Linked DNA regions of Mus musculus: region 1 is linked to region 2. A link is a loop called in an ENCODE intact Hi-C map of the cell type or tissue named here. Cell type or tissue: left cerebral cortex. All regions are shown on one strand.

The links. Peaks named below come from ENCODE experiments on the same cell type or tissue, not always from the same donor. Only the 100,000 strongest peaks of a DNase experiment are listed, where the experiment ranks them.
Region 1: it touches region 2 in a loop (2.6-fold over the local background); 15 of 42 quality-filtered maps call a loop at or near these places.

What each region holds. Positions count from the first base shown.
Region 1 is chr12:102,754,607-102,762,606 of GRCm38, forward strand. It overlaps Gm20604 (predicted gene 20604), which reads right to left and starts at 3,204. Exons shown (of 2, transcript NM_001142939.1): 1 at 2,935-3,204. The coding sequence starts at 3,139. Gon7 (GON7 subunit of KEOPS complex) reads right to left here and starts at 3,204. Exons shown (of 2, transcript NM_001142938.1): 1 at 2,935-3,204. The coding sequence starts at 3,139. It overlaps Ubr7 (ubiquitin protein ligase E3 component n-recognin 7 (putative)), which reads left to right and starts at 3,369. Exons shown (of 11, transcript NM_025666.2): 1 at 3,369-3,572; 2 at 6,765-6,898; 3 at 7,315-7,375. The coding sequence starts at 3,423. In left cerebral cortex, CTCF peaks have their summits at 1,928 (motif pointing left), 3,361 and 3,571; DNase peaks (open chromatin) are centred at 1,866, 3,233, 3,783 and 4,531; H3K4me3 peaks cover 2,894 bases; H3K27ac peaks cover 1,499 bases.
Region 2 is chr12:103,060,654-103,068,653 of GRCm38, forward strand. It overlaps Unc79 (unc-79 homolog), which reads left to right. Exons shown (of 49, transcript NM_001081017.2): 13 at 692-863; 14 at 2,452-2,682. Among named protein-coding and RNA genes, the nearest start is that of Unc79, 120 kb to the left of the region's middle. In left cerebral cortex, a CTCF peak has its summit at 4,499 (motif pointing left); a DNase peak (open chromatin) is centred at 4,486.

The sequences.
Region 1 (8,000 bases), 310 kb before region 2:
AAAAACAAAGTAAATGTATACCTTTCATTATAGCACTTGGCAGGAAGCAGCAGGCAAATCTCTGAGTTCGAGGCCAGCCTGTTAATAATGTAATGCTAAATGCTGGCCCCCAAAGTCTTGTTGCCCCAGGGATGAGAGAATCCTCACATATATCAAGTAATGATATGTGACCCTGCTCCTTAATTTAAAACTATTGGTTGAATAAAGATGCCTATAGATGGATAGGAGAGGTAGGTATGGTTTCGGTTCTTGTGGATTGAAGAGAACCATGAAAAAAAGAAGATGGAGAGAAGACACCATGGGGTAGGTGAGTCATGAAAACATGGCCATGCCATGAGGACAGGCCAGTTGGAGTTAAGAGCTGCCCAGATAGAACACGGTAAGTTATAACCCGGGGTTATTTTGGGGGAAGTGGCTCAGAATAGCTTAGAAAGGAGATATTTGCCCAGCTCTAGTGCATTAAAACTGTATTATATCCCCGCACTCAGGAGGCAGAGGCAGGCGGATTTCTGAGTTCGAGGCCAGCCTGGTCTACAAAGTGAGTTCCAGGACAGCCAGGGATATACAGAGAAACCCTGTCTGAAAAACTAAAAACCAAAAACCAAAAAAAAAAAAAAACCCATATTATTACATATTATAAAACAGTAATAGAAGTCTTTTAATCTGAGAACTAAATGATCTAAGGTGGAGTAGAAACTCCTAATTTATTACAACCTATTGGCACCCAACATAGGGTATCATTTTGTAGAAGTCTGATTCCAGTTCCTCCTCCTAGACCAATGCTCCCAGAAATAAGACTCAGACTCAAAATATATATCCAAATACCTTGGCCATACAGCTAGGCTCTTCTCTAACTATATAATTAAGATAACCACTTTACACTTCCACCAACAATGTGGCCTGTCCTATCTTAGAATGACAAGTAATGTCAACTTGCCCAGCCCAGGTGAAAAGATATGGAGGGAAGCTTTTGTTTTTTGCCTGCTTGCCCTCACTGACTATCAAGTTCATCTATCCTGTTACTGAGAGGCCCAAGATACTCCTTTGTTGGTGTTAGAACCTACTCTTTAGGATTCCAACATAGACTGAAAACTGGCAGCTCTCTTAAGACTTTCCAGGAACTCCAGTACATGATTGGGACTGTTGAGACATCCAGTCTCATGGACCAAACAACTATCAGATGCTTAGCCTTTCTGTCAGGAGACTGCCAGTTTTGGGCTACTCAGATCACAGGCCATAAGCCATTCTAATAAATATCTTTATATCACACTTATTCTATCAGCTCTGCTCCTTTGAAGAACCGTGAATAATACATCTAGCTAATACTTTTTATTGTTTCTTTAAAAAAATTATTTATTATATGTAAGTACACTGTAGTTGTCTTCAGACACACCAGAAGAGGGCGTCAGATCTCATTATGGATGGTTGTGAGCCACCATGTGGTTGCTGGGATTTGAACTTGGGACCTTTGGAAGAGCAGTCAGTGCTCTTAACTGCTGAGCCATCTCACCAGCCCCTTATTGTTCCTTTTAATGACAGCCAATAACTATATTATAAAGAATACGGAAGTTTAATCTCCTCTGCAGAAGAATTGACTCCTTAGCTCAGAACAATGAAACATCTATCTTGGTGTTCAATTCAAGATTAGAAATAAATGTAACAACAGTGGAGTGTGGTGGCATATTTCTTTAATTCCAGCACTGCTGAGGCAGAGTCTGGCAGGTCTCTGCAAATCCAAAGCGAGGCTGGTTTAACCGTTACATGGTGACAATGTCTACAAAATAATTTTATTCCTATTAACAGAGCTAGGGCTGGAGAGATGGCTCCGTGGTTAAGAGCACCACCTACTTTTCCCCTGCATGTACGAGGCACCCTCTTGACTATCTGTAACTCTGGTTCCAGGGGATTTGATGCCCTCTTCTGGCCTCCGAAGGCACTGCACATAAGAGGTGTACAGACAAGCATGCAGGTAAACATCCATCTTTAAAAGCAAACAAACCCCAAGCCACCAAAATTAACAGTTAATTTCTACAACAGGAGAGGGGGTGAGAGAAAGTAAGAGGACGGGAAGGGCTGTAGTGCTTTCGGACATTATATAGCCCTTAAACTCTGGCAGCACAAGATGGCAACGTAAACATTCCATCAAGGAAGGGGGGGGCTCATGAGGCGCCACCCCTCTCAGAGGAGCGGTTGGCGGTTAATGGGGGGCGGGGGAGTCATTGTTTTTCTTCAGTGGTCTAGTCACTGCTGTGTTGCCCTAGTTCCAGTAAATATCATACAAATATCCTTAAATAAATCCAGTGACAAAAAAAGGCCGGAAAGAAAGGCGAGGAGCCCTGTCGAGAAGGGTTCAGCGGGGGATAGAGACCATGACCTGAATGCATTAATACATGAATGAAACGATCAATTAATTTAAGAATACCAAAAAGCTAAACTAAAAAGAACTCTTTTACTTTCGAAACAATAGCTACAAAACTGAGAGGGTTAAGATTCCCTAAAACAAAGTGGGCCTCGGTCATTCGAAGCTCTCCTCATTCTGTCAAACACGTTTTCTCGTTTCTAATTTCACTCCTTTCCGTTTTTCAACAACCAGGTCTACCTTCCCGCCCTTTCGGGTCTTCGTGCCAGCTAGCAATGGTTACAGACCGCCACTTTCTCTGCCTATCTTAATCCTTTGCGTTCTTTGCAAGGGAGTCAAGCTGACTTCGTCCGTTGACCAGTCCCTAGTCCAACGCTCGCCACGGTTTTTTTTTTTTTTTTTGGTGGGAAAAGTCGCAAAAACGGGGGGCGGTGGGATATCAGACAAAGAGGGCAGCGAGTTCTAAGGATTTTTAGAAGCGATTGCTCCTCTTCTCCGGGGCTCGCCTTCTCTAGCCTGCCCTTCACACTGCCCGGTCCCGCCAGTGTCCCCCGGCGCCCCGCCCCCGCGCTCACCATCCAAAGCGTCGTCCGGATCTTCCGCCAAGCCTTGCGCGTCCTGCTCCACTAGGGTCCCGAAGAACTCCGCTACCAACTCCTTCATCCGGACCACGCCCGCCGACAGGCTCTGGAGAGGGTCCGCGTCTCCCGACGCCTCACAGGACACTCGTAGCCGCTGCGGCTCCCCGTCACAACCGACGTACTCGCCCGAAAGCTCCATGGCGACCACTCAGCTTCAACAGCGCGCCTCGGAGAAACGCCACCCGGAAGCGGAAGCCAGCCTGCGGCCGGGGCGGGCGGGAGAGGCGAGGAGGAGGAGGAATGACTTCCGATTTCCCGAAATTGGCCCGCCCATTTTCTTCCGTGTCCTTCCTTAGGATTGGCTGTCTGGTGCTCGGGCTCCGCCTCCTCACGGGGCCCCGCCTTCTCGCGACGCCCCTGGCGGCGGCCACTTTTCCCGCCTCCTCCTGGGCCCACGCAGCGGAGCCCGGTGACAGTTGAGGATGGCCGGAGCCGAGAGCCCCACCGAGTGCCAGGCGGAGCTGGAGCCCGTGGTGTCGCTGGTGGACGTGCTCGAGGAAGACGAGGAGTTGGAGAATGAGGCGTGCGCCGTCCTGGGCGGCAGCGACTCGGAGAAGTGCTCCTACTCGCAGGTGCGCGCGGCCCGGCTGCTCCCGCCGTCCTGTCTGTTTCCCGCTGGCCGCGGCCGGGCCCACTCACGGCGGCCCTTTACTCTGTGCTTCTACAGCCCCGGCCCGGCTGCCATTTCATCCTCAGCTTGTCGCCACCAGGGCTGTCCCTCGGTTCCGCTGATGGTACACTGCAGGCTCCGGTCCTCCAGTTGTCGCCTCTTGGTGGCCTGCTTTTCACGAGGTTGTTCTCGTGATCTCTCAAACCCAGATATTCTTCGCTCCACTTCTCCCACCGCCCAAGAATCTTAATTAGGGACCAGATGGGGAAAAGTAAAGGGAAAGTGGGCCGGCTTTGAAAATCTTCCGGTGAGGTTCGGCTTCCGGACACTCCTGTAGTCTAGTTTAACTGCTAGCTGCCCCCACCTCACCCCCTTTCTGGTTAAATGAAGTTTCGTGTGTATGTGCTATGTGACATCCCCTCTCTCTGGGGACTGGAAAGCCAAGAGGAGAAAAGGATCTGTTTGGCATTTGTGGGACCTTTTGAACGAGAGAGTTTGAGGGGCTGAGATGTAGTGTTTAGTGACGCATACTGTACATTTAAGTACTAACGTGGAAAAGGGTGGGTAGGAAGGAAACTTAACAACAAGGATGAGAATTGGTGGAAGGAAACAGGCTAACTATGCCCATGGGTGGAGTGGGAGACTGGGGTAGGAGTGAAGGGACTTGGAGTTATGGTGTGGCGTGGACTGAAGTCATAATACTAGTTGTCTTCGTTGACCAAGTTGGGTTTGCACTGTAAAATTGTTGAATAAATCTTGTATCCCAGAAGTAGTCACAGCATGGTCGCTGGTATTTAAATTTGGAGGATCATTGTTAGGTTTCAAACCCTGGACTCTGCTGTTGTGCCTATTTAACATATCAAAGCCGATGGTGGCCTCCTGGTTCTCCCTGCCCTTCTGTCCCTTCCGGGACTCTCCTGGCAGACATACCCAATCCACTTTCCCAGACTTCTCCAGCCCAGGAGCCGGGCTACCCTTCCCCCAGCTTCCCTTCCCTAAATAATGCAGCCGTTTTGTTTATGCAGCTCTCTTGGGTCTCCTGGCTGTAGCACCTGGCTCCCCATCCCTATCCCCTACCCTTCCTTGCTCTTCTCCCAGGGCCCAGTTCAGAATCTTTAGCCTCTGGACTCTCCTAAAAGTCCTTGCCTCCGAGCTCTTCCTTTTATAGTAAACTTTTTCCTTCAACCTCCCAAGGAACAGGCATGTCCTTTCCTTTTTATTTCTCTTTTTCATTGTGACCATTAAACCACACACCCACCCCTTCATTGGAAGAAAGAAAGAAAGATCCTAAGTCTGTATGTAAGCTCTTTATTAATATACTTATTTTTATACAATACTAACTAAAATTGGGGGTAGGATCTTATGTCCCTCAGATCTGCCTTGAATTTTTGACTATCTTCACTTCCCAAGTGCTGCTGGTATTACAAGTGTGTACCACCATGCTTGGCTTAAAGTCTTGTTTCTGGTGAATTTTGTTTTTGTTTTTTGAGACAGTCAGATTGAGTGGTTCTAATTGGTCTGAAACTCACTATGTAGGCCAGGCTAACCTTGAACTCACAAGGATCCACCTCCCTCCCAAGTGCTAGGATTAAAGGCCTGGTCCTAAGTTTTTGTTTTTAAATAGTCATATCTCTATATAAGTATATCAATAATAATAATTATTTTCTTTTAGTTTTTTTGAGACGGAGTTTCTCTATGTAGCACTGGCTGTCCTGGAACTTAGAAATATGCCTCCCTCTGCCTCTCAAATGCTGGGATTAAAAGTGTGTACCACCACTACCACCTGGCAGTCTTTTGTTTTGTTAGATTTTCAAGTATTTGTGTGGCTATGTGCATGTGCGCACAGATGCTCTTGAGGGCAGAAGAATCTGATCCCCCTGGAACTGGAGTTGCAGGGGGTTGTGCGCTGCCAACACGGTACTAGGGACTCAATGCTAGTTCTCTGAGAGAGCAGTATGTGCGTTTAAGCTCTGGGCCATCTCTCTCTAACTCCAGGTTGATTTTAACAAGCTTGCTTACTGATGTGTGTGGGCACATGTACCACATAGCATATGCAGACAGGCATCAGGGAACAGCCTTATGGAAGCGGTTGTCCTCACCACCTCTGTATAGGTTCTGGAGGTGGACCGAAGGTTTCCGGGCTTACAGAGCCAGTGACTTTACCCACGGAGCTATCTCGCTGGCCCGGCAAATTCTTTAGTAAACTAGGAGCAGATTGAAATAGAATAGAAGTGTGTGTGGTAGTTCACTGGCAGGCTCAGTAAAGCATTTGCTGCACCAGTATGGACCTGTGCTCTGTCCCCTCTACCACGGCCCTGTGTGCTGAGAATCCCCTTACCAACACTTCTAAGTTTTGCTATTTTTCCTTCAACATTTTAAAACATTTGTCTCTGTTGAACACACTTGCCCTTTTTTATACTTCATTACTTGACAGTAAGTAGTGGGCATAATTATACTTCTAGATGCTTCCCCATACATCTCTCCCCAAATTAAAATGATTAATTTTTCTGTATGGTTGAATTATAAGAATTTCTAAAATAAGAAATGTGAGGGCTGGAGAGATGGCTCAGTGGTTAAGAGCATTGGCTGCTCTTCCAGAGGTCCTGAGTTCAATTCCCAGCAACCACATGATGGCTCTCAACCATCTGTAATGAGGTCCATGCCTTCCCTCTTCCGTTATGCAGGCATACGTGCAAATAGGGTACTCATATCCATAATATAAATAACTAAAACCTCTTTAAAAAAAGAAGAGAAATGTGAGCGAAGTGGTGGTGGCACACGGATTACCCAGCACTCAGGGGCCGAAGCAGCCAGATCTCTGAGCTAAGGCCAGCCTGGGCTACAGAGTGAGTTCCAGGACAGTCAGGGCTACACAGAGAACCCCTGTCTCGAAAAACCAAAAAAAAAAAAAAAAAAAAAAGGTGTATTAATCTTTTAAACCTGTAAACTGTAAACTCACCTTTATTTTCATGTGTTAAAATGATTAAACAGATCAAGTTATTCACAGATTTAAACTTCCTATTGCTATAAGAAAAAAATTTACATAAAGCTAAGCATCCGAATAGATCTGGGGCTTGAAATAGTGGTTTTGACCCTTTGTTGGTTAACTAGTCTTTCTGTTCTTCTTCCCTTTTGTTTTGGGCTGGTGTCTCAGGGCTCAGTGGGGAGACAAGCACTGTACGCCTGCAGCACCTGCACGCCAGAGGGAGAAGAGCCCGCAGGGATTTGTCTAGCTTGCAGTTACGAATGTCATGGAAGCCATAAACTGTTTGAACTATACACAAAAAGGTAATGCTTTTTCCTGAGTGTCTTCTGAATGTTTAGATTCTTTCGCAACCTCAATGGCTGCTTAATCTTGCTTTTTATTCAGAATAATTGTGTGTTGGTAAAAATTAATATGGGAGAGAATGGTTTTTCTATAGGCCTTTTAATTATGGAGACTGGCTCAAACTTCTCATCTTTTCATTATCTCATTTGTTTGTGTGTGTGAGTGATACAGATATTTGTTTTTTATGTGTTGTGATGTCCAGAATGGTAATTTGTATTTATCTGTTTTATTGTTGGAAAACTCCAACAAGAGACACGAACATCAGAAAGGCTGCCATTTAGAGTCTAGGAATGAGTCAGAGGGAGTTATGGTTGGTACTGAAAGAGTGATTAATTTCAAAAGAAGACGTAAATATATGTTCTTTTTTTTTTAATAGAAATTTTCGTTGTGATTGTGGAAACAGCAAGTTTAAAAACTTGGAATGCAAATTATTTCCTGTAAGTAAGCACTGTGATTACAAATGTACTTGGGAGCAGGGATGGAGAGGTGGCTCAGTAGCTAGGAGCACTGATTGCTCTTCCCAGTTCCAGCATCCACAGCTACCTGTAACTCCAGCTCCAGGGGACCCCACCTGCCCCATATAAATAAAAAGAAATCTTTTTTTTTTTTTAAGTGTACTTAATGAGCTGAGGTTGGTATTTACCAAAGTGTAAAAAAAAAACAAAACAAAACAAAAAACAAGAAACAAAACAACAACAACAAAAAAAAAACCCACCAAAATATTTTCCAAAACATTTTCTCTTGAGTATTTTCACTTTTATGTGGTTGGAAACACTAGATAATGTGTTGAGAGTCTACAATATAGATTATAGTTAATAGTCCAGGTCTGGGAGGAGATGCTCTTTAGGCTGATCTTTACCTGGGCCATGCTGAGGTTTCTAGAGCAAAGCATGGGGCTGAGTGAAGAGCTGTGCTAAGAACTTGTCTGCAAAACACAATCAAACAATGCTTTCACAGAAGCTGTAGGAAACTGCAGATGAAGGAAGAAGGATGGAGAACGCCATGTTCATCATTAATAATTGCTGAAACCTGTTTCCTCCTTTAAGTTTATGACTAATTTTT
Region 2 (8,000 bases):
AACTCACATGTACTGCGAGCATGCGCGCATGCACACACACACACACACACACACACACACACACACACACACACACACAGAGTAATTATTTGTTTTTCTCTGCCATTGTACATTTATATGGCTTTCTTTTTTTATATTTTATAAACAGCTTTTTGATACTTTGTACAGGGCTCTTCCTACATAGTCTCAGAGGTGGGTTAGCTGGTTAAAGGGTATACCTATCTTCACAATACGTTACCAAATTGTTTTTGAAAGCGTGAGTATCCGTTTCCAATGCTAACAGTGCACATGAAGCGACTTGCTTTCGCTGATCCCTTGCCAACATTCCTTATTATTACTTTTTGTCTGCTGCTTGCTCAGCAAGCTTGGAGAGGAGCCACTCCCTTGTTTCCAGAGCCTTGAACACTTGATACCCACACTTCTTCCCGTGGGGTGCAAATGACCAGTCTTGCCTTGTGAGGAGCGATCGATCGTATCAACCTTCTTGTGACCGACTGGAGGAAGGAAACTCTTAGCTTTTCTTTGAGATGGGGACATAGTAAGAAAATGAAACTAAGGTTTCTGGGTAAATGACAGGGACTTAGACGAGGGTGAGCACAATGTTTGAGGGCTCACAGGGCGATGCAAATAGGCTGTGTGATAGGATGTGTTTTTGCCTCTTCTTACCTGTCCCCCTCTCTCTCTCGGCCAGCTTGTTGAAAGAAGCAGAGTTCCACGCAGAGCAGAGGGAGCACGAGTTGAACCGGCGGCGGCAGCTGGGCCTCTCGTCCTCCCACCACTCCCTGGACAACACTGATTTTGATAACAAAGATGATGACAAGCACGACCAGAGGCTGCTCAGCCAATTCGGGATATGGTTCTTAGTAAGGAAAAGACGCCAGCCCCTCTCTGCTCCCCTCCGAACCCCTGCATTGTATCTGAGGAGGAATTGCTCCCAAAAGGAGACAGCAAAGAGTGAAGAATTAACCCTCAAATGGGGGGGGGGGTATACCCTGGGGTAGCAGCTCTCAACTCTGGGTTGCTTGTTATTGTATCCAAGAATGCCTTTAGAAAGTTACAATGTCCATATTTGTCTCCAGAATCCTGGGAACCTTTCCTCTTTAATTATAAAGAAATTTAATTTTGACAACCAATTTTTGGTACACGTATAAAAGCTTATCACTTATTAAAGATGAAGGAAGCTAATATAACGAGATGGATATGCCTGTTTGTTCTTATGGAAACCATTAAATATTGGCAGATAAGGGATACTTCAGGATGCAGAACATCTTTAAGGTTTTTCAGGGTGAATCAATATTTTTGATTTTATAGTTGTCAGTGCTCCCCTCACCCAATTTGATTTTAACAAACAAGGCAGCAAGAGCCACAGTGCCAAGGCCTTGCCTCAGTGAAGCTCACCTCCCTCACAGGACGCAATGGTAGTGCGGGCTGGGGCAGGCTGTCAAGTACTAGGTTTACCATGAGGCACCAGAGATTTACGTCTTATCATTTATGTACATGAGGAAATGTTTGTATAGTTAAGGGGGGGTCTATGGTATACATATATACCTAGATATACATATACGAACTATAGTCAGGCTACTGGGGAGGGAGTCGTTACACTGATTTGAGTCGACTCCACTACTCATCCAGTAGAGATCAGATACTGCAAAGACCCAGCTGTACGAGCCTGTTCTGCAGAGATGCAGGCTTTTTTTTTTTTTTTTTTTTTTTTTTTTTTTTTTGCCTGCTAGATACAAGGATTATGTCTCCATAGTGATTTCCCTCTTCTATGCTTGCACACAGTTTCTTGGGAGAAAAAAAAAAAGACTACCAAATTGGGAACTAATTGTTGGTTCCACATGTCTTGCTTCCAAGAACTTATTATACAGGAACACAGTGACTCCTATTGTTGGAAACTCTTTGAAGGCAGGGACAATGATTTAATTAATTAACTAATTAATTAATTAATTTTGTATTTTTTTTGGACCCTGTCAAGTGCTCAATAAACTATTGTTTCAGAACGGGTAGATATTGTTTAAAAATTACTTATAACACAGTGAGTTGGGAGAAGCACTTGGGTATCAGAGTTGTTACTGATGGAAAATTTTTTTTACCTGAATCAGGTCTTTTGAGAACTGAAATATGATCATTTTTTTTTAAAAATTGAAGATATTGATGAAATATCACTTTATCGACTTAATCTTTTGGAAAAAATTTCTAGTTCAGGTTACATAATGGAATTACAACAGGAAGACAATGCTTAGGAGATGCTCAGGGGATGTTACTGTGGTGATCCATGCATGCCTTTAGAGAGGACTGTAGTTCTGGATACATGGTAACCATTTGTAACATTGCTGGTTTTGAATGCATCATCTGGAGCCCCTCCTTTTTCCCCTCTTTAAATATGCTTGTCATAACTTTGTAGCGCTGGGTGGAGGAGCCTGACTGAGGTCTGTTCTGCTACTCCAGGTGAGCCTCTGCACACCCAGCGAGAACACGCCCACAGAGAGCCTGGCCCGGCTGGTGGCTATGGTATTTCAGTGGTTTCATTCCACGGCGTACATGATGGATGATGAAGTTGGAAGCTTGGTGGAAAAGCTGAAGCCCCAGTTTGTCACCAAGTGGTTGAAGACAGTATGTGATGTCCGATTTGATGTCATGGTCATGTGCCTTCTTCCCAAACCCATGGAATTTGCCAGGGTAAGTGGAGGTCACCTATCTAGGCCTTGCTGCGGGAGAGGGGTTGGGGGCAATGCTACATTTGACCATCCCTCTTTGTGTGTCAACAGCCAAAGACAGTCTACTTGGATGTGGTGGCATACACCTATAAACCCAGAATTTAGGAGGCAGAGGCAGAAGGATTGCTATGTGGTCCATGGCAGTTGAGACTATACCCTGAGTATCAGGCCAGTCAGGATTACTATGCAATACTTTGCCTCAAAAATGAAAAATCCAAATCCAAACAAACAAAAACCAAGGTTGGTTAGTGTGATACTCTAATCTTTGATGATGTGCTGTTTCAGCTTTGGTTTGGAATAGGGAAGACTGGCATGATGGATTTGTAAGGTGTCTGTAATAACTTAAGTATGTGTTTATTCTTAGTGTTGCTTGTTCTTACTAAGAAAGAAAAGAAATTGTTTCTGTGTGACTTGGGGTCTCAGTTCTTTTCTGGCTTGCAGCCAATGAGGGACATTTCTGTGGCTTCATGTTCACCTTCCAGATTATGGCAGAGTGGCAAGGACTCAAACATCACTTCTTACTAAAAGCAATGATCTTCCCTTGGGCTTGCACATGCCCAGCGAGTGGTCTCTAGAAGCAGGGTAAAGCCTGGCATCTGTAGTTCACTTCCTACAGGTCTTTTATGGGTCAGATCCTTCTTGATCAACTGGGCCTACAGGTGGGTTGTTGTAATTACTTAGACCCCTGCAAGGGTAAGGGCACTGAGATAAAAGCATCTCAAAGGTAGTTTTACAAGTGCTCAACCACCCATTTTTAAGGTGTCCTGTTTTCAGACTCTTGTAATGGCTCTTTGAAGTCTTCAGCAATTACTGCACACCTTCCAAGAACACCCAGGCTTTGCAGGAGATAACCCTGTGAGAAAACAGACTGCCCAGCCCTCAATCAGGACAGGCATCTCACAGGGAGCAGATCACCCCACTTCCAGCACCATAGGCCTGTTGGATACACAGCCAGTGAGATAATGTAAACTGCATCCTGATTGGCTCCCTCCCCCTCATTTGGAGCAAATTTCTCAACATGGAGAATATTCTGTGTGGGCAGAACAGAGATAATGCCTAGCCAGACAACAGTCTGATGGAGACTGCTCCACTGTGCGGATCTCACATTCCCTTCCCCATGTAATTTCCAAGTTTGCCAGTGTTCTGGAAGAGAGGCTCCACTCTCTGTCTTTCCAGTATTCTGGAGACTAGGTTTCGCCCTCTATGTCTTCCCAGTGTGATGACCCTGAATACCAAATTCCTTTCTTGTCTTCAACCATTACTTTGGGATGAGTGGCCAGACCTGATTTGTTGGGAACTCCTGCTCACTCTGGCTGCCCTAAATCAGCTTCCAATTGAAAACTCCAGTAACAGTCAAAGTTCACACTGTGCGATTTAAAATTCCAGACATGGTTCCTAGAACTGCCAGAATGCCCTCTCCGTGTGTTGGAGGACAGATTTCTCTATGCCTCTCCTCATGCTACCTAGTTGTAGATGCTCAGTGGGGAAGACACCGTATTTCTTCATTACAATCTCATTTGTGCTTAACTCAGAAAAGTGGAGGCTCAGCATCGGGTTTTGGCAGTAATACATGATATTTATTCCCTCAAAGAATTTTCTAGGTTTTATTTTTATTTGTGATTTTTGTCTTTCAAAAAGACAGTTTAAAACTGGGCGGATATAAGACATTTGAGGATAAATCCGAATACAGACCATCAGCAGGAATGGCTGTGACTCCAGGATTCAGAGGCTGAGCAGTTATGGAGATAGGAGATGGTCCTCTCTTCTTTGGTGCCACCTACTGACTCCTTCATAGCATTGCATCTTTACATGCTGGGCAGTTTTGAGTATCTGGAACAGGAAGCATCTTCATGCTTCCTGTTATTTCTCTTAGAGTGGTATGATATGATTCCAGTCTGATATGATTCTGAGAGATAAGAAGTTATGTCGTTAGGAGAACCTCTCCTTTCCCAAAGTGGGTCTCACAAGGTAGCTAATAATAGATTAATTAGAAGAGAAGGCTTATTGGTGAGAATAACGAAGGATGATGAATTACCCCCGGAGCAGTTCGAGATTTAAGGTTTCCAATCGTAACTCAGCATGGCTTTGGCTTTTCGAAGTTAAGAACAAGAAGTGACTTTCTGTATGGTGGATGGATTCTCCAGAGTGTCTCTGGACGCTCTCTCTGGAGGGGGTAAACAGATATGCATTTTCAAGTTCTTAAAGGTAGATATGAAATGTTCAAACACCAGCTTGTTTCTTGGGATCATTTGCTTGGAAAATTGTTTTCTGACCTTTTACTCTGAGATAGTGTCTGACTTTGTCACTGAGGTACATTTCCTGTATGCAGCAAAATGCTGGGTCCGGTTTATGTATCCACTCTATTAGTCTATGTCTTTTTCTTGGGGAATTGAGTCCATTGTTATTAAGAGATGCTAAGGAAACATGATTGTTACTTCCTGTTATTTTTGTTGTTAGAGGTGGGATTATGTTTGTGTGACTATCTTCTTTTGTGTTTGTTGAAAGATTACTTTCTTGCTTTTTCTAGGGTGTAGTTTCCCCTCCCTGTTTTGGTGTTTCCTATCTATTATCTTTGTAGGGCTGGATTTATGGAAAGATATTGTGTAAATTTGGTTTTGTCATGGAATATCTTGGTTTTTCCATCTATGGTAATTGAGAGTTTTGCTTGGTATAGTAGCTTGGGTTGGCATTTATGTTCTCTTAGGGTCTGCATGACATCAACCCAGGATCTTCTAGCTTTCATAGTCTCTGGTGAGAAGTCTGGTGTAATTCTAATAGGTCTGCCTTTATATGTTACTTGACCTTTTCCCCTTACTGCTTTTAATATTCTTTCTTTGTTTAGTCATTTGGTATTTTGATTATTATGTGGCAGGAGGAATTTCTTTTCTGGCCCAGTCTATTTGGAGTTCCGTAGGATTCTTGTATGTTCACGGGCATCTCTTTCTTTAGGTTAGGGAAGTTTTCATCTATAATTTTGTTGGAGATATTTACTGACCCTTTAAGTTGGTAATCTTTGTTCTCTTCTATACCTATTATCCTTAGGTTTCCTCTTCTCATTGTGTCCTGGATTTCATGGATGTTTTGGGTTAGGAGCGTCTTGCATTTTGTATTTTCTTTGATTGTTGTGTCAATGTTTCCCACGGTACTTTCTGCACCTGAGAGTCTCTCTTTTATCTCTTGTATTCTGTTGGTGATGCTTGCATATATAACTCCCGATCTCTTTCCTAGGTTTTCTAACTCCAGGGTTGTCTCCCTTTGTGATTTCTTTATTGTGTCTATTTTCATTCTAATATCAAATAAAATCAAATTTCAACCAAAAGTTATCAAAAAAGAAAAGAGAGGACACTTCATTCTGTTCAAAGGGAAAATCTAGCAAGATCAACTCTCAATTCTGAACATCTATGCTCCAAATGCAAGAGTAGCCACATTCATAAAAGAAACTTTACTAAAGCTCAAAGCACACATTGCAACTCACACAATAATAGTGGGGGACTTCAACACCCCTCTCTCAGCAATGGACAGATCATGGAAACAGAAACTAAGCAGAGACACAGTGAGACTAACAGAAGTTATGAACCAAATGGATCTAACAGGTATTTATAGAACATTTCATCCTAAAGCAAAAGAATATACCTTCTTCTCAGCACTTCATGGTACCTTCTCCAAAATTGACCATATAGGTCACAAAACAGGCCTCAACAGATATAAGAAGATTGAAATAATTCTATGCACCCTATCAGATCACCATGGACTAAGGCTGGTCTTTAATACCAACAAAAACAACAGAAAGCACACATATACATGGAAGCTGAACAAAGCTCTACTCAGTGATAACTTGGTTAATGAAGAAATTAAGAAATTAAAGTCTTTTTAGAATTTAATGAAAATGAAGACACATCATACCAAAGCTTATGGGACACAATGAAAGCAGTGGTAAGAGGAAAACTCATAGCTCTAAGTGCCTCCAAAAAGAAACTGGAGAGAGCTTACACTAGCAGCTTGACAGCACACCTAAAAGCTCTAGAACAAAACAAAGCAAATACACCCAAGAGGAGCAGACAGCAGAAAATAATCAACTCAGGACTGAAATCAACCAAATAGAAACAAAACGAACTATATAAAGAATCAACAAAACCAGAAGCTGGTTCTCTGAGACAATCAACAAGATAGACAAGCCCTTAGCCAGAGGGCACAGAGACAGTATCCATATCAATAAAATTTTAAATGAAAAGGGAGCATATATCTTAAAATGATTATTCTGTTTGTTGAAAATTAACAGTTGAAAATATTAAAATCATGTTCTACTAATGACAAAATTGGCAATGTGGCAGTCGCATCTTGTACAAGAGTGGGTGTTGGGGGTTGATTCACCTGAAGACATGCTAAGGAGCTGGGCAGAATAAGGATACCTCAGTGAGATAATACATTTATCCTTTCCAGAGCATTCTCTTAACACAGCTGCTTATTGATCCTCTACTAAAAAAAAAAAAAAAAAAGATAAAAAAGAGTTCCACACTTTATGTTACAAGGTAAAGACTCAGGAATAGTCAACACTTTATTACTTTTATTCTAGTAGGTATAATATAGAAGGTAGGCTTATATTTTTCAAAACCTACTTTAATAAGCGTACTTAAATGCTTTATCCGCCCTTCTAGACCACCACTCACTAGAGGTAGTGGAAAGGAAAGGCTAATAGGGCAAAAAAGTAGGATGTGGACCTGTTTAGAAATAGTTTTTGGGGCAAATCCAATCTGCATTGTCAGGGTATCAGCAGTTTAGTTGACACAAGTCAGCAGCAGTAGCTCGATCTCCTTGCAAACACCGGCTATGAACCAGCAACACATAGTTCAATCCACAAGAAACCATGAGGCTCTGCCAAAAGGCCTGAGTCAGACAGAGGAAGCCATAAGAAGCTGCTGGAACACCACCAGGAGTTCTTTGGTGTGTCTCTCTCTACAAAGTCACAACAAGTGATGATCAGCAAAGAAGATGAGGTGAACCAATGCCACAGCATTGTCACTGAAGGCCAGCGTCAGTAAAGCCAAATGAAGACTAGCATGGGTGGCAAGGCAAACCAATGCCACACTGCACTGGCCACTGCTTGTTGGATTATACTTATACCCTTTCCAAACACCACGTGTCCTCTCAAGCGTCTGCTCTAGCAAGATATTACATGCTCTTTTCCCAGGAAGCTTCCAGAAAGAAAAATCTGTTCTTAGCAAAACGTCCTCCCACGTGTCTGCTTCAGCAGAAACATCCTTTCATAAGATAGTTTTCAGA